Regions from separate parts of the Homo sapiens genome. Here region 2 is linked to region 1. Evidence: chromatin loops called from intact Hi-C (ENCODE). Cell type or tissue: mammary epithelial cell. All regions are shown on one strand. Each heading gives the region's core, and the rest is flanking DNA. Links, peaks and the distances in the headings are about the cores only. Region 1 overlaps LOC105372853 (a long non-coding RNA gene). Region 2 overlaps MICAL3 (microtubule associated monooxygenase, calponin and LIM domain containing 3).

What was found. Peaks named below come from ENCODE experiments on the same cell type or tissue, not always from the same donor. Only the 100,000 strongest peaks of a DNase experiment are listed, where the experiment ranks them.
Region 2: it touches region 1 in a loop (4-fold over the local background); 41 of 110 quality-filtered maps call a loop at or near these places.

What each region holds. Positions count from the first base shown.
Region 1 is chr22:18,059,042-18,067,897 of GRCh38, reverse strand. All of the region lies in intron 1 of LOC105372853 (a long non-coding RNA gene), which reads right to left. Among named protein-coding and RNA genes, the nearest start is that of PEX26, 15 kb to the left of the region's middle. RefSeq lists a silencer at 2,374-2,463 and an enhancer at 6,161-6,661. In mammary epithelial cell, for the core only: no CTCF peak of the experiment used is centred there; DNase peaks (open chromatin) are centred at 4,407, 5,317 and 6,387; H3K27ac peaks cover 3,008 bases.
Region 2 is chr22:17,915,655-17,924,510 of GRCh38, reverse strand. The region is part of intron 1 of MICAL3 (microtubule associated monooxygenase, calponin and LIM domain containing 3); the gene reads left to right. Among named protein-coding and RNA genes, the nearest start is that of MIR648, 61 kb to the left of the region's middle. In mammary epithelial cell, for the core only: a CTCF peak has its summit at 4,235; DNase peaks (open chromatin) are centred at 4,030 and 5,460; H3K27ac peaks cover 666 bases.

The sequences.
Region 1 (8,856 bases), core at 445-8,444:
GACAACATAGGGCAGCGTGTGCTTACACCTTTCATTCAGTGTTTATTTACCCGTCGCCCACCATGTGCCAGGCGGGCACTGTTCTAAGCCACTTGGAATGCAATTGTGACTCTGCCAAAAGAAAAGGCTTCTGCCCTTACAGATCTCACTTCCTGGCAGCCCCTGATATCTGGGGGAAGAGTTCTTCAAGCAGAAGTCACAGCAGCAAGTGCGGGGCCTTGAGAGGGGTGTGAGGGTGGTGAGCATGCGAGCAGAAGGCCAATGTGGTGGGAGGAGAGTGGACAAGGGCAGGAGCAGGAGGTGGGAGAGCCAGGCTGGGGTCAAAGCACACAGGGCCTCATAAGGATCAGGAGGAGGGATTTCTTTCTAACTGTAGTGGAAACCAGTGAACTGTCCCCAATGAGGGGAGCAGACTCTAAAAGAGTCTGGAGAATGGTGCAAGGGTGTTGCTGAGCAGGGATGGACAGGAGGATGGATTCCGATCTAGAGAGAAGGTGCTGCCATCAAGAAGACCTTCAGAAGCTGGGTGTGGAGCCAGGCCAGCACATGGCCTGTCCAGACCATCCATCTGTCCAGAGACATGGTCACATGGGAAGCAGTGGATGGCGAGGCTGGAGAGGGGGGATCAGGAAGGTGTTTGTTTGTTTGTTTGTTTGTTTGTTTGTTTTTTGAGACAAGGTCTCACTCTATTACCCAGGCTGGAGTGCAGTGGCACCACCTAGGCTCACTACAACCTCCACCTCCCAGGTTCAAGCGATTCTTGTGCCTCAGCCTCTGAAGCAGTTTCACCATGGTGGCCAGGCTGGTCTCAAACTCCTGGGCTCAAGTGATCCACCTGCCTTGGCCTCCCTAAGTTCTGGGGATACAGGTGTAAGCCACTGCACCCAGCCTAAGTAGGAAGATTTTTGAGTCAGAAGGCTCTGAGCCTCAGGTTAACAGTAACAGGGAGACTTGGGTACATAGAGGCATTTTTCACAGACTTAGACGTCCATCTGAGAACCTGGTCTCCACCAAGAGGCCACCATTTTCCCCTAAGAGATTTGTTGCTTTGGAGGCTTCTGAGTGCCACATTGAAACCAAGGTGGCTGAGCTGCACAACTCCAGTGGCCCCGTGGACTTTGTATTGTATGTGAAAGGTGCCCCCAGTGCATAACGTAAACCACAGGGCAAGGCACCTGGTGGCACTGTGCGATGGCAGAGGCACCGTTTAGCATTTGGAGGATAAAGTGTCAAACCCACCAACAAGGACACACGGCACTTTAGTCACTCCCTTGACCCCTCGACCCAGCACAGCTGGCTGCAGAACAGGAAGAGGAAGGGGGATGAGAAGAACCGGGTGAGAGAGAGCTGAAAGGGAGAACGGAAAAGAGGGGTTAAAGGAGTAGGTAAGGGAAGGAGCACTTAATTTAGGTCATTCTTTTGCCTAGCAAAATGTGAGAGGGAAGTGAAAGATTGAGAAGAAGGGTAGCAAAAAGGGAGAAAATGATTGCGCAGGTGGCTGAGTTGCAAGTAGTTTTAGTAGAATTGTCCACAGCTGTGATCACTCTGGTGCAATGTGGCATGCATCACGTCCTGCCAGTCTGTGGAAATCAGGGCAGTAGCAAGGTGCCGAGACTGCAGTGTTGGGGATCTAAAGAAGACCCTGCCCCTGAGGAAGACAGTTGGCTTGGAGCCATCCAGTTCCTGGACATGCAGGATGAGCCGCTAGTCCACATTAAGCTCCCCACCAAGGGGTCTTATCCTCACTACTCCCTTTCTGTCTGAATTTGGGGAGACCATGGTACCACCCCAATAGATCAGAGCTGAATAAATTCAAAGCAAATGACAATCCCTGCCATGCTGCTGCTTCTCTCAAACCCCAGCAGCCAAACAGATAAAGGACTTTGTATGAAGAGGGAGCAGCAGACTGCTGTATGGGTGGCAGGGATGATGTGATGGGATTGGTGTGTTCTCTGCCCAGTCAGATCCATTTTCAATTCTCAATAATAGCAAGTAGCAATAAAATATTCTCTTAGACCATCACATCGAGGTTGCGTACTTCCTTGGACATGCAAGACCCGGCAGATTGTAAAGCGAGCCACGGTATTTAGGAGCCAGGACCCACATGCCAATGTCATCACCTCTCCTGCCTCTCACCCCACCTCCTTTCCAGAGCCATTGAATTTAGAGCAGTGTTGCCCTCTGCTCTCTGCACCAAATGCAACTGGCATACAGCTGCAGATATGGCTGCCATGCCCCATCCATCCTACAGGTGCCCATTGTCAAGTGAAGAAATGCCTGACTTTGGAGTGACAGCGTCAGAGTGTGTGGAAAGAATCCTCCTATCCCCAAACCACCCGAGAATTACATAGCTGTGCCCCATCATGCTGGCTAAGAACCTCTGCCCTCCTGCCCCCGCCTCTGCCTGCACCTGCATGACTTGCAGCTTAGCAAGCCTCTGAGCGATGACACAGCTTTGACCGACGGGGGCCGCCACTGCCTGCCCGTTGGTGGGCACAGCCAGGAAGACTCCTTCAAGGAGCACACGCTCATTTCATCCATCTCCTGGAAGCAGCTTGCCCATGTCCCTCAGGACCCAGCCCCTGCCTGCCTTCCTGGCCTCATTTCTCACTCCTAGTCTCCTCCTCATACCCACAGCTGCAGTCATAAAGCCCACCCTGCCACTGTCCTGGCCCACTCTGCCCTCTCTCAACCTGGGACTTTAAGCAAATGACTCCTTCTTCTTGGAAGCCCCTCTCTGCTTCCTGGACAGGCTGACCCCTTTTAACCCTCCAGAGTTTAGCTCAATTATCACCCCTTCTGGGAAGATTTTCCTAAATCTCTCCTTGCCTCTGTCAGGTGGGTGACGAGCTACTTGTCTATCTTCCTGTGGCACCCTGTACTTACCTGCATTGCAGCCTGCTCACCGTCTGCTTACGGAAGCAAATCCCACACCAAACTATTAACTCCTGCAGGGCTTTGCTGCGCATTTTATTTCTAACTCCTTACCTAGCTAGGCAGTGAATATTTCTTGAATGAATGATCAGGATCCCTTGGCCTCGTGAGTAACCAGGTCTCCACTAGCGAGGTAAAATAAAGAAGTAAGGCTGTGATCTCAACCTTCCAGGCCAGTCACCTGTCTTATCAAGCACATCTGCGTCCTGGAGTGTTGACTCCTGCACCCGCACTCTAGGCCCTCCCTTGGCCTCCCCCACCCAGTCCTTATTCCCACCTCTGCCACCCTGTACCCTGAGGCTCCCCTTGGGCACTCTGTGGCTAAGAAAACAAAAGTGTCTCTCTGGTTTACCAAAGAGAACGTGCTATATCCTTGGATAAGGCCTTCCTTTCCCCCCTTCTCTTCCTGAGTTAGGAGAACCTGGGCTGCACCCTTTCCAACTGCTGGATCAGCCTCTGCCCGCCTCCCACCCCAGCCCCCACCTGAATGGGAGAGGAAACACAAAACCTCAGAGAGGGTCTGGAGGCAAGAAGCAAATTGAGTTTGAAAAACGGGACTTGGCTGGGTGCGGTGGCTCACACCTGTAATCCCAGCACTGTGGGAGGCCGAGGCAGGCGGATCGTTAGGTCAGGAGATTGAGACCATCCTGGCTAACATGGTGAAACCCCGTCTCTACTAAAAATACAAAAATTTAGCTGGGCGTGGTGGCGGGCGCCTGTAGGCTACTCAGGAGGCTGAGGCAGGAGAATGGCGTGAACCCAGGAGGCGGAGCTTGCAATGAGCCGAGATTGCGCCACTGCACTCCAGCCTGGGCAACAGAGCGAGACTCTGTCGAAAGAAAAAAAGAAAGAGAGAGGGAGGGAGGGAGGGAGGGAAGGAAAGAAGGAAGGAAGGAAGGAAGAAGGAAGGAAGGAAGGAAGGAAGGAAGGAAGGAAGGAAGGAAGGAAGGAAGGCAGGCAGGCAGGCAGGCAGGCAGGCAGACAGACGGGACTTGTACAAGCAAAATAGGCTGAGAATATCAACATTCAGTTAGGAAAGCAGAGGGGAGATGTGATTGGACGCTGCCGTCCTAGAGGCCTCGTTCAGGCAGGTTGGGAACGTACAGCTGGAAGAAAACGTTAGTCAGATATTAGCAGGAACCATCTTGATTTACTCAGTGTTTTAACAGATTTCCACTGTGGGGATTGTCTCCTTGGAATCAGAGTTGGGAGTGAGTGTGAGACCCCTGGAATCCCTTTCTGCCCTGGAATTCTATGCTCTAGGCCAGCGGTGGCCTTCCTGGGACCCAAGTTCCGTTAAAGCTATTTTCATCAGCAGTAAATTAGCTAGTCTGGGAGGATGGGAAAGTAGTGCTTCTAAAGGAGGCAATTCACTAGGTCAGGATGCCCTGGGGCAACAGTGGAGCAGCTTTGGATCCCAGAACAACAGCCTCCAGTGTTCAGGATGCGGTAGGTTAAGTGGGGAATCTCCACAGAGCCTGACCCATCCTCAGAGCGGGCAATACCAGGACCCCCGGATAAAACCGCAGAGACTTCCGAACTCCCTGGGGCTAACAGCTCACCATTTGTAACACTAGCTATTCAAGGAATGAAGCTTATGGTGCAGGCTTAATCTTAACAATAATCCTGGCTATTGCCATTAGACTGAAGCTCAGAAAAGTTAAGAAATTTGCCTGACACTACAAGCTAGTAAATGGCAGGGCCAGATCCTAACCCAGAAATGGGACATCAATTCGGCTATACCACATCACCCCAACTCCCAGTGCTCCTCCCAGAGGAACCGATTCAGTGAGTTGGCCGGTGGCAGGGATGGTCTAGCCTAAGCTCCACAATTCCCTCCCCAGAATAAAAGGGAAGACCGAGATCTCAGTGCCTATCAGATTTATGTTGGTGGCACACGAGCGCTGCCTCTGAAGACAAACATATGTGAAGCTCCCGGTGTCCTTTTTCCTGGCTGGGCCAGGTTCTTTCAGCAAGCAAGAACTCACTGGGCTGTGCAGAAAAAGCAGGGTTGGAGGGGAGAGTCGAGCTAAAGAGGCGTCTGAAGTAGTGGAGAGAGCCCTAGGCTGGGTCAGAATGTCTAGGTTCTTTTTCCGGTTAGTGCAGAACAAGTTACTTCCTCTCCAATCCCCAGAATCTTTATCAAGGAAAAGGGTGTGGGGTGGTGAAGAACAGAGGTATTAGCATAAGGAAATGCCCACTATACTGACCTTGCTGGGTTATAAGGATAAAATGCAATCATTACTGTGAAAGAACATTGACTAATATGAAGTGCTGTATGTAGTCATGTTTTATAAAATCCTTAAGCTCTTGTATCATTGACTCTCCAGCTCAGTGTGTTTCATAGCGAGGTGCTGGCGCTCAAATGGCCCAGCCTAAGCATTGCAATGCCCTAGGGTTCTCTGTGATCTGTTGATCATATCATCCAACCACATCAAAATCTTGACAAGATCAGTCCTGCCTGGCTGTCCACTCTTGAACTCTAGACTCCTGATATTAACCTCAGTCCCACTTTTCTAAACAAGTTGGCCAGGCACGGTGGCTCACGCCCGTAATCCCAACACTTTGGGAGGCCAAGGCGGGTGGATCACCTGAGGTCAGGAGTTTGAGACCAGCCTGGCCAATATGGTGAAACCCGTCTCTACTGAAAATACAACAATTATCCGGACGTGGTGGTAGACGTCTGTAATCCCAGCTACTTGGGAGGCTGAGGCAGGAGAATCGCTTGAACTTGGGAGGTGGAGGTTGCAGTCAGCCGAGATCACGCCATTGCACTCCAGCCTGGGCGACAAGAGTGAAACTCTGTCTCTAAATAAATAAATAAATAAAACAAGTCAAGTTCTTTCTCATCACTGGACTTTGCAAATTCCAAGTCCATAATTCAGAATACTTGGTCTGATCATCCCTACCCCACATCTAAGGTCAGCATGTCAGCATTCAAAAAGCAGAGACCAGCAGGCATGGTGGCTCACGCCTGTAATCCCAGCACTTTCAGAGGCCAAGGCAGGTGGGACACTTGAGCCCAGGAGTTCAAGACCAGCCTGGGAAACATGGCAGAACTCTGTCTCTACCAAAAAGAATACAAAAATTAGCTGGGCCTGGTAGCAGGCACCTGTAGTCCCAGCTACTCAAGAGACTGAGGTGGGAGGATCACTTGAGCCCAGGAGATGGAGGCTGTACCTATTATTGAACTACTGCACACTACTCCAGTCTGGGCAACAGAGTGAGACCCTGTCTCAAAAAAAAGAAAAAAAAAAAAAAAGCAGAGACTGTCTTGTTTGCATCATATATTGCAATATCAGTGCAGTGCAGAATGGGTGTCAGTAATTGCTTGATGAAATGTGAATTTCCCTTCGATTTCCCTTCCCACCTCTGCCTATTTTTTCCTTGCTACTGAGATGGTGATTGTTCTGACCTCATTCTATGGGGATGCCACAGAGATTAGCTCATTAAAAATGGTGAAGCTCTCCTGACACTTTGTGTTAATGTTTAACAAAAATAGCTGGGGGTGTAATGACTCAGGGAGACAACGAGAAACCCTTTGACTTTCTTAGACTGGCAGGACAACAAGTTACCCCCGTTCTCCTCCCACACACACTGGCTCTGTGGGAGCCCTGACCCTTGCCCTCAGTGCCTCCCACCCTGCCCTCTCCTCTGGGCAAGGCACGTTCCCAGCCTTAGCCTGGGAGGCTGAACCCCACCCACCGTCGCCTTGGACATGGCCTCTCCCTCTGGGAGATTCTTGCAACCATGAGATGGCTGGAGCTTTTGGAAGCATGGCAGAGTCTGGAGGCCACAGTCACCTGCTGCTGAGGTTCCCGTGCCCCTGCCCCTTTTCCAGATCAGACTACGGAGCTGGGGCACGTGAAGAAGGGCAGTTTACTTAGTTCTTCCCTAGGATGGAAAAAGGGAGGGGAATGGTCACTGGCAGTGAATAAATTAAAGACCCATGCCAGCTGGAGACCATTGGGGAAAAACAGCAAATCTGTGAATTATCCTGTTTACACCAGAAGTAAACTGATAGTTTGGACCTTTACCTAATAGATTGTGCTGAAATCACAGGCCATTCACGAGGACAAATGCATGGAGCTGTGCCTCTGCCCCTCCATATTCATTGAAGACTTTGGCACCACTTCATTCCAAGTCTTGCCATCATCGTGGGTAACTTCAATGTCCAAACAGACCAACTATTTACAAACTCAGAATCACAACCCATTAATGTGTCACGAAATTGATTTCGAGGACTGTGGCCAGCAATCTTTTTTTAAAGAAACAGAGTAGAAAGAAAATATTAGAGTACTTCACATGTAAGAAAGGTGGTTTGGGGGTAAAATATTTATTTTAATTATATGTATAATATAAAACATATGCCAATAATAGGTTATTTCCATGACATAATACCTTCATGTGTAATAGGTCATGGTGTAAACTACTTTTCTTGTTGTGGGCCATAATCAAAAGTCTAAAAGAGAAAGGAGTATATACAATGGAATGTTATTCAGCCTTACAAAGGAAGGAAATTCTGATACATGCTACAAAACAGTTGAACCTTGGGGACATTTGTGCTAAGTGAAATAAGCAAGTCACAAAAGGACGAATATTGTATGGTTCTACTTTTATGAGGTACTTAGAATGGTCAAATTGATAGAGACAGAAGTCTGGAGAATGGTGGTTGCCAGAAATCCGGAGAATGGTGGTTGCCATGGGCTGGCCAAGGTAGAGGGGGAGGGATGGGGAGTTGTTTAATGAGTACAGAGTTTCTGTTTTGCAAGATGGAAAGAGTTCTGTGGCTGGGTGGTGGTGATGGTGGTACAACCATGTGAATGTACTTAATGCCACTTAACACACTTAATGTTCTTCATACAATGTACTTAATACACTTAAAAATAGTTAAGATGGGGGGCCAGTCACGGTGGCTCATGCCTGTAATCCCAACACTTTGGGAGGCTGAGGCGGGCAGATCACGAAGTCAGGAGATCAAGACCATCCTGGCTAACACAGTAAAACCCCGTCTCTCCTAAAAATACAAAAAATTAGCCAGGCTTGGTGGCGGGTGCCTGTAGTCCCAGCTACACGGGAGGCTGAGGCAGGAGAATGGTGTGAACCTGGGAGACGGAGCTTGCAGTGAGCCAACATCACACCACTGCGCTCCAGCCTGGGTGACAGAGCAAGACTCTATCTCCAAAAAAAAAAAAAAGGTTAAGATGGTTAATTTTGTGTTACATATATTCTACCACATTTTTTTAAAGCCCTAGGAGAAACCTCCCACATCCTTGACCTCATGTCACATGACCTTCATCTCCACTCATTTTTCAGCTCCATTCTGAAGGCTACACCCTGGTCCCAGCCATCATCAGAAACTATTTTATCTTCCACTCTCTGATCTCAACATCCTATCTTTCCAACTTTCTCACTCCTTTTCTTCCTTCTGTAACAATGGTCCTATCTGCTTGCATCATTGAAACTCTTGACCAATCTACCGTCTCCTAGTCAGGCCACCTCCATTCCTCCCAAAATTGCTGCAACAGTCTTGCTGGTCTTCCTGACCAGCGTCCTGCCCACTCCAGTTCATCCTCAACATCGCATTAGGAGTGACATCTCTGACATTTCAATCCGATCTTAACACTCCCTATTTAAAACCTCTCAGAGGCTCTCTATTGACCTCAAGATAAAGTCCAAACTCCCTAACAAGGCAGACAAGCTGGGCGTGGGGTGGCTTCTGGTTGACATGCCTCCCTTCTCCCCTGTCCTCCTGCATGGGCAACGTGTAACCTTTAACTTTACCAGCAGGTCTTGCAGTGTACTGAGCTTTCACTTTGCTTCTGGGTGCTAGGGTCCTCCCCAACCCATTCCTTCTTCATTTGGCTAACTTCTATCACTCAAGCCTGGGTTGGCGAGCACTTCTAAGAAGTTTCCTTCTGT
Region 2 (8,856 bases), core at 511-8,510, 140 kb after region 1:
AAACATTGAGATTTTGGAATATTTCCAGTTTTGGATTTACAGATTTGAGATGCCCAACCTGTATCTATATCAAATATTTATTTAAGTTGAACAGAGTACATTGGCTTTTCCTTGCCCCAGTGAGTGGTATTTCTCAAGGCGGTATATTTAATCTGTACCTGAACTGGTCCGAGGGGTGAGATGTGCCTGATCCGCTGGCTGTGCCCTGGTGAGTTGGAGTCTGTGGAGCTTGACTGCAGACACAGAGCTCTCCAGGATTTGTGAGAGGACTGACGGTGTCCTTTGGTGGCCTTCCCATAAGGATGGTGATATGGTTTGGCTGTGTACCCACCCAAATCTCATACTGAATTGTAGCTCCCATATTCCCCACGTGTCGTGGGAGGGACCTGGTGGGAGGTAATTGAATCATGGAGGCGGTTACCTCCATGCTTTTCTTGTGATAGTGAGTTCTCTTGAGATCTGATGCTTTTATAAGGGGCTTCTCTCCCTCTTCGTGCTGCACTTCTCCTTGTTGCTGCCATGTGAAGAAGGATGTGTTTGCTTCCCCTTCCACTATGATCATAAGTTCCTTGAGTCCTCCCCAGCCGTGCTGAACTGTGAGTCAATTAAACCTCTTTCCTTTATAAATTACCCAGTCTCAGATATGTCTTTATTAGCAGCATGAGAATGGACTAACACAGATGGCTTCCCTGGAGTTAGACTTGTGTAAGCCACAGTTGGCAAGAGGGTCACAGCAGTAACACTTTCTAATATCCCTTAGGGAACACTGGGGTTTGCCCAGATTTTAGGTTTCAGTCCTTGGAGCAAGCCAAAGAATGTGTATCCCAGAGCCAGCAGGCCAATGAACAGTAGTCCTGTGCCTGTAGCAAACTAGACAAGTGCTTTAGAAAACCAAGGGGTGGGCAAAGCCCAGCTCAGGACCTGAGACTGCCACTGGGCCCCAGCAGGTACCAGAAGGTGGCCTGGGCCTTTTGGCCATCAGGTGCTGGCATCTTAGTCCAGGGTAGATGTGGAATGGAGCTGGTAGCCCCTCTGGCTCTACACTGGCTAATCTTATTGGTGCTGAATTGAGTAAAGATTAATAAGTCTTCTGTAGAAAAAAAATGTGGTAGGTTGCTGGCTTGGAGCCCAGAGCAGTTGGAATTTTGGAGCCCAGAGAGGTCATGGCAGTTGGTTTTTGGCAACTGGTCTTTGGGAGAAAAGAAACCACAGTTTTGGCTATAGTTCAATATGCTCCGGACAGGGTAGGGTCACCCCTAGGGCAAGGGGTGCATAAGTGGGGAGAAGTTGTGGGCTGTGGACTTTCAAGACCCTGCCTGAGTGTAGCTTGGGGAATTTGCAGTATTCCTTGAGCAGAAGAAAGCAAGCTTGTTACTCACTTTCTCTGAATGTTTCATTTCCAACCAAATGGATCCTCCTTCCCATGGAAGTGGTGTGGTGAGGGGTGTAGCTGGGGGAGTGATCTCAGGGGTCAGCGGGAATCAGCAGAGGGAGAGGTTTGGCTTGGAGAAGCATTTGATCCACTGATGAATCATGCCTAAGTCCCATACTCTTTTAAGCTAATTTCAAGGGAAAATACATTCCACTGAGCTGGTTTAGGGTCAGTTGTCTAGATTTATTTCTGCTTTGGAGAGAACAACTGAGATTTTCTCCATGAAAATAGTTGAAGAAAACCATGGCCTTGGAGCTAGCTAGCCCTCATTCCCCATTCCTTTCTGTGGCTTGGAACCAAGACACACTGCTTGGGTTTGAGCATGCACAGCTACCTTATTGGAGAATAAGGACCCTCCTGGAACAAGGCTGTGCTCACCAAGCCTGTGCCCTGGTGCATACACTTGAACCTGGTTTTCTTTCGTCCCGAGCCATTTGCATCTCTAAGAAGCCTGTGGGCATGAGTCTTCCCTTCAGCCATTCTAACTCTTGGGAGCTTCAACATCATAATACCAGTGACTTAGTGTCTGAAAAAGGTGAGGATCATCCTGGAATGTGAACAGAAAACAACAGTCCTGTTGTTTTCATAATTAGGAGCCATTCAGACTCCTAATATGCCTTAGGGAACTCAACTGTGGCTGCTTCCTGGTCCTTCTTACACCCCCTAAATTGTCCAACAAGTTAGTAACAAGTTAATCATCATGCAAATGCCCTTTCTCCTTTTGTGTAGTTCTGTGACATTAGATGTTATGGCCCAGGCGAGACTTCTGTTTATCTTTTTCCTTCTTTCTTGGCATCTGCCCGCATCTGTACTACGTGCAAACATGAACGTGAATTCCTCTACCTAGCCAGACCCAAACACAAACGGGTAGGCAGACCTGGACTTAATTCCAGAGCAAGTGAGGAGTGTTGAAGGGGAGGCACGCACCCAGGTGGGAGGGAACACAGGGGAAAAGGTGATTGGCTGCTTGGGGCTGGGGTGGGCGGGGTCGCTTTAGTGAGGTCCGGAATGCTGAGCTGCAGTCTCAAGTGCAGGAGGGGCGTTGTAGGCAAAGGTGAGGAGGCGGCAGAGGTGAGGAACACGTAAAAGTGTGGTGCATGCTGGGAACCTGAGAGGATGGGTTGCATCTATTAATAGTAGTGAGAGAAGTCAGCTTTTTGGGCCTTGCTGAGGGTTTGGATTGTTTCCTAGTGTCAGCAGAGGCTGAAACGGGTCACATTGGCCCTTACAAAAGACCCCTCTGGCACTCGTGGAGGATGTATTGGAGCGAGTTTAGATTAAGGGACAGCTAGCCGGGCGCGGTGGCTCATACCTGTAATCCCAGCACTTTGGGAAGCCGAGGTGGGTGGATCACTTGAGGCCAAGAGTTCGAGACTAGCCTGGCCAACATGGTGAAATCCCGTCTCTACTAAAAATATGAAAATTATCCAGGTGTGGTCGCACATGCCTGTAATCCCAGCTACTAGGGAGGCTGAGGCAGGAGAATCACTTGAACCCTGAAGATGGAGGTTGCAGTGAGCTGAGATCGCACCACTGCACTCCAGCCTGGGCAACAGAGCAAGACTCCATCACACACACAAAAGAAAAGATTAAGAGGCAGCTGTGCTAGTCCAAGCTAGTGTCAGTCAAGGGAAATGACCAAGGCCAGTCTCAAGTCTTAGTCATTTTAAGAGATACATTTGCCAAAGTTAAGGTTGCATACCCGGGAGACAGTTCTATGCCTTTCTCCGAAGATGATTTTGAGAGCTTCAGTATTTAAGGGAGAAAGAGTGGGATATTGTGAAATACACAGTTTTCATGTTGAGGGAAGGGAAAAATAGTCATTCATGCCTTTGACTCTGAATCTGCCTTTTTACATGAGATAACATAGACAATAGAGCAGAGGAAACAATCAGATATGCCTTTGTCACAGGTGGGCAGAGAGATGACTTTGAGTTCTGTCTTATGTCCCCGTACCTGTGAAGATAAGCTGTCAACTTACATTGCCATGGTGAATTTTAACAGAAATGCTTTAGGGTAAAGATCTTGGGGCCCACAAGGAATTTCCTTGTGGGCAAAATGCGAGGGAGTCATCTTTGTAGTCATCTTATTTAGGAACCAGAATGGAAGGTGGGTTTGCATGATCCCTTTCCCAGCTTGGCTTTTCCCTTTGGCTTAGTGAGTTTGGGGCCCCAAGATTTATTTTCCTTTCACACTGGGAATCTCGGGGCTTCCACCAGGATTGTGGTAGGCAGATGAACATTCTAAAGTTAGAATCAGCAGATTGGGTTGAGGAGTGGAGAACAGAGAAGGGTCTGAGATGACCCCAGATTTCCATTTGGTGGGTGGTGGGTTTGACTCCGTGTGGGGTAGACTTCCTTGGTGGGAGGCACCTGTGGATGGCTAAATGGAAATGTTTAGTAGCTTTGGATCTCTGGAGGAAGGTCAGAATGATAAAAATCAAGGGCCATCCAATTTTTTGAGAGCGGCAGATGAAAGAATTGCAGCTGAGAGACTGGAGGCCGGTGTGGAGAGTGGGCAGAAGCAGGAGACAGAGCACAGCCAGGGGAGGGCGGGTTCCAGGAAGCGCTGCAGCCAGGGAGCTAGCCAGATAAGACCGGAACGCGTCTGAGCCTGTCTCACTTGAAAGCCACCGTCACCCTCAGTGGAGTGTTGGAGACAGAGGCCAGATTGGAGAGGGAGTGAAAAGATGACCGGAAGAGGGTCATTAGGAGGGTGGGGACGGGCTGGGGGCCCCAAGACACAGCGTCAGGCTGGAGGAACCAGTGGGGTATTGTAGAAGGCAGTATTGGGGCCCCACCTATGGGTGGAGATGACGGGGCAGGTACAGCCACATCAGTCCTCACTGCGGGGACTTGCAGAAAATATGCTTTTGTCCCACCCCCATTCCACTCCCAAGGCTGGCGTTTCACGCGTGCAGCTTTCCCTCTCACTTGCCTCCTCCGTCACCGCCCAGCAAGTATGAAATGCGCAGTAACCCTTTGAGTCCTGTGTCCTCCTGCCTCAAATGAAGAAATGTTGCCTTGTCTGACACCTGGGCTTGTGGCAGCTTCGTGGCTTTCTCATGCAGATGTTAGCCATACAGGTAACTTGGAATCAGAAGTGTTATGGGTCCTTCACTCGTCTCTGGGGTAGTGGGCTGGGGCTGTTGCATAGCATTTGCTGACACTGATACCGCAGTTCTTTAGAAACCAGTTTCTTTTTATAGGGAACAGTTACACTGAAGCTATTTGGCTATTGAAACAAAGCTGCCTCCAGGTCCTGGCTCCTGACAGGCTCTCTTCTGATGGCAAGAACAGGTCCTGAGCTGGGTGTGGGGCCTGCTGGGCAGAGCCTGTGTGAGCCAGGTCCAGGGCTGGTCGTGGTCATGGAAAAAGGGCAGGTCTCCAGGGGAGCACCTCCCCCGCTGGGCAGAAGCCATCTGGACTCTCCTTGTAGGGGTCCCATTCTCTGTGACTCCCAGCCTGGTGCCACTGCCTGAAAGCACACAGTTCATTTTCATTTGATACGACTTCTGTCTCATATCCTAACTCAGTTCTGCCTGGAGAAGTTCATATACACAGCCGTTTGTTCATCAAGTGGTCCTCACTGTGCACCACCTGTTGTGGTCCAGGGACTGTTCCAGGTGCAAGGACGCAACAGTGAATAAAATGGCAAAAATCCTCACCCTTCCAGAACTTACATTGTAGCAGAAAGATGGATTGTAAGTAAATAACATTTAGAGGCTGAGTGTGGTGGCTCACACCTGTAATCCCAGTGGGAGGCCAAGGCAAGAGGATTGCTTGAAGCCCAGGAGTTCAAGACTAGCCTGGGCAACATAGGCCCTATCTCTACAAGTAAAAAACAATTAGCTATGCTTGGTGGTGTGCACCTGTGGTCCCAGCTACTCAGGAGCCTGAGGCAGGAGAATCGCCTGAGCTGAGGAAGCTGCACTGAGCTATGATTATGCCACTGCACTCCAGGCTGGGTGACAGAGTGAGCCTGTCTCAAAAAAAAAAAAAACCCACAAAAACCAAAAACATTTGGAGTATGTCAAGTTGTGGTAAGTGCTTTGGAGAAAACCAGGGAAAGAGGATGAGCAGGTTTAAACGATGTGACCAGGGAAGTCCACACTGAGAAGCTGGCATTTGAATATATGTGTCAGCTGCATTAGAAGGCTCGTGCCCTGGAAGTCAGAGCTTGTTTTCTCTGTTCACTGCTGTTATTTCTGGAGCGTAGAAGAGTCCTCGGCCCATAATAGATGCTCACTAGTATCTTTTGAGTGAACGGATCGGAGGGAAGAGCATTTTTAGACAAAAGGAGCTGCAGATGCGGAGGCTGAGGTGAGAGGGTGTCTGGTAGGTGGGGAACATGGGGAGGCCATTGCGGCCAGCAGGGATGGAGAGGCTGGCGGCAGGAAAGGAGGCAACAGAGGGAAGGCGTGTGTATGGGTGCAGGTCTGGGGGGCGCTCCATGAGGTCAGAACTGTTTTTGTAATAATACTGAGTGCTATTATGTGCTTTTCCCACCCTCGTTTGCCCAGGTGTGTACAGTGGCCTTTTCTAGAGGCTACGTGATATGTGCTGCTGCTGCAGACAGAGCAGGCAGGAGAATCTGGCTGCCACACATTAAAGAGATTTGCAGAAATGTGGAAAACTGTCACTCTTCTCACTGAATTTCTGTCTTGGAAAGTAATTTTTTTTTCTTAAGATATGTTAATTGTTATTTTAAAGTGAATTAATGTTGAAATTTTGTCTCAGTCTTAATTTTACATATAGTAAATATTGATAGCTCTTTGGGTCCTCAATGTTTTTTTTTTAAGAGACAGTCTCGTTCTGTCCGCCAGGCCAGAGTGCAGTGGCATGATCGTAGCTCACTGCAGCCTCGAACTCTGGTCCTCCTTAGCTTTGAAGTGTATAAAGGAGTCCTGAGACCAAAATGTTTACGACACGTTTATAGGGCCTTGTAGGCCATTATTTTATATTTGCTTTTATGCTGGCTGAGATGGGAAGTCATGGCTGAATCAGCTGAGGAAATTTAGTGAAGACAGTTTACCAATTCCTGATTGTCCTTGAGGACAAAGCAGGTGTATCCGGGTGGGCGGCATGCTGTGGATGGGCACCTCAGCAGGAGAAGGCTCTGGAGTCACTGTGTGCTCATGCTCTACTCCCTTCTCATAGCTGGGCTTACCTCTGCCAGGGGAGATAGAGGGAAGGGACATGCTTTGTACACAGTGTCCACAGGATGTGGGTCGAGAGTGACGGGGCAGGGGCGGGGCCTTCTTCCCTGGGTGTGGTCAGCAGAGCTCTCTCTGATAAGGTGAGCCAAGACCTGAAGAGCGAGGGGCACTCTGCATGGCTGGCCAGGGCAGCCCCGCCCAGGGAGGCCTTGGTGAGCAGGAGAGAGGCCATGTGGCTGGGCCTAAGGGTGTTGGGGAGGGTGGCAGGATCTGACCTGGGGCTGGGATGTGGCAGTCAACGTGTCTGATGGGTGTTTTAAATGGATGCTCTGGCTGCTTTGTGGAATATTCTGGAGGGTGGGTTTGGAGGAGCAGAAGTAGGGGAGGCTCATGCAATGAGCAAGTGAGAGCTGGTGGTGTCTCAATGAGGATGATAGAGAAGACATGGTGAGAAGTGGTTGGATTTGGCTGTATTTGAAGGTAGAACACAGAATTTTCTGAAGAACGGACCGTGGGATGTGACAGAAATGCAGACGGGGGCAAGGTTTTGGGTTGAGTGTCCGGGTAGCTGGCGGTGTTGTTTACCAAGATGCAGAACACTAGGGAAGGAACAGGCTCTGGCGAGCGGCATCAGAGTGTTGCCTCCAGTGCTTTAAGCTAGAGATGCCTGTCAAACATCCAGGTAGAAAAGTCACACAAGTGATTGGTCGCACAAGTTCAGGAGAGAGGAAATAAATATTAAGGCACCATTGGTTATTGATACTGTGTAGATAAATCTACGGGAGGGAGGATCCTCCAGGGCACAGCTTTCACAGTGGCTTGTGTCTCCGTGGGTCATGAAGTCAATACAGTGGGCACCAGCAATTTTCAAAAAACGAAATAGAATTGAAAACAATATCTCGGTAGTAAGGGCTGTTGTAAAATGTTTCCTTTTATGCCAACTGATAGGGGAATTTTGCCCTATGAAACATTTTTTAAAAATTAAATTTATGTGAAAAGAGAGCTGTGTCCTAGATCACAGTATGAAACTTCTTTTTTTAAACTGCAGATCACAGTTTAAAAGCCACTGATGTAGAAGGAGATGTAGTTTCAAAAGAGATCAGAGACTGAGTTGATTCCGGGGCCATTTCAACGTGCAGAGGCTTGGGATGGGTCTGGGACCAGCAAAGGACGCAGAGAGGGGCTATGAGGTCACAGCAGGACCCAGAGAGTAGTGTCCCCTTGTCCTGGAGGCCGGTGGGGTTGTGGGGGGGCAGACGGTAGTGAGCTGTGACTTGTGCTGCAGACAGGTTGAGGAAAACAAGGTTTGAGAATTGATCATTGGATTGGACAGCATGGAAGTCATTCATGACCTTGATGAGGCATTTCTGTGGAGGGCTGAGGACAAGGTCTACTTGTTGGAGGTTCAAAGATAGTGGGAGAAGAGAAAGTTGTGAACAAAGCATTGACAATTCTTTCAGCGAGTTTTGCTGTCAAGGGGAGCAGAGTAAGTTAGTTGGAGCGGGTGGGGTCAGGACTGGGTGTTGAAAGACGTGTCCTTGCTGAAGACAGTTCAGTGGGGTGAGGGAGGATCACTGCAGGGAAGGGACCAGTGTGGGAGGCAGCATGCTTGAGTAAGAACGGGGACAGGATCAGAAGCACAGGCAGAGGCTGGCTTCAGCGAGACATGCGGCAGATGTCGCTCGCTATCATTGGAGGGAAGGCAGATGATATGGGCATAGACATTGATTACCGATAGAAACTTGCGGAAGAATGCCGAGAAGGTGGAGAAACTGAGAACCATGGCAGAAGAGAAATTGTGTTTTCGTTTTTTGGTTTTTGTTTTTTGTTGCTTTTTGGGTTTTTTTTTTTTTTTTTTTTTTTTTGAGACTGGATCTCGCTCCATCCCCAGGCTGGAATGCAGTGGTGCAACCATGGTTCACTGCAGCCTCGACCTCCTGGGTAGCTGGGACGACAGGTGTGCATCTATGCCTGGCTAATTTTTTAATTTTTTGTAGAGATGAGGGTCTTGCTATATTGCCCAGTCTGGTTTTGAACTCCTTCTGAAGCAATCCTCCTGCTTCAGCCTCCCAAGGGGCTGGGTTTACAGTCATCAGTCGCCACACCCAGCCTATTTTGGTCTTCTACACAGAAATCGAATCCTTGAGAAATGAACATTGATTGCAAGCTGCTCAGCTTGGTGCCGTTGACATGTCATCGATAGGCAGGTGTGGGGTGGCTGGTGGGCCTAGATGACCTTTCAGATGGTGCTGAGCCTTGACTGCAG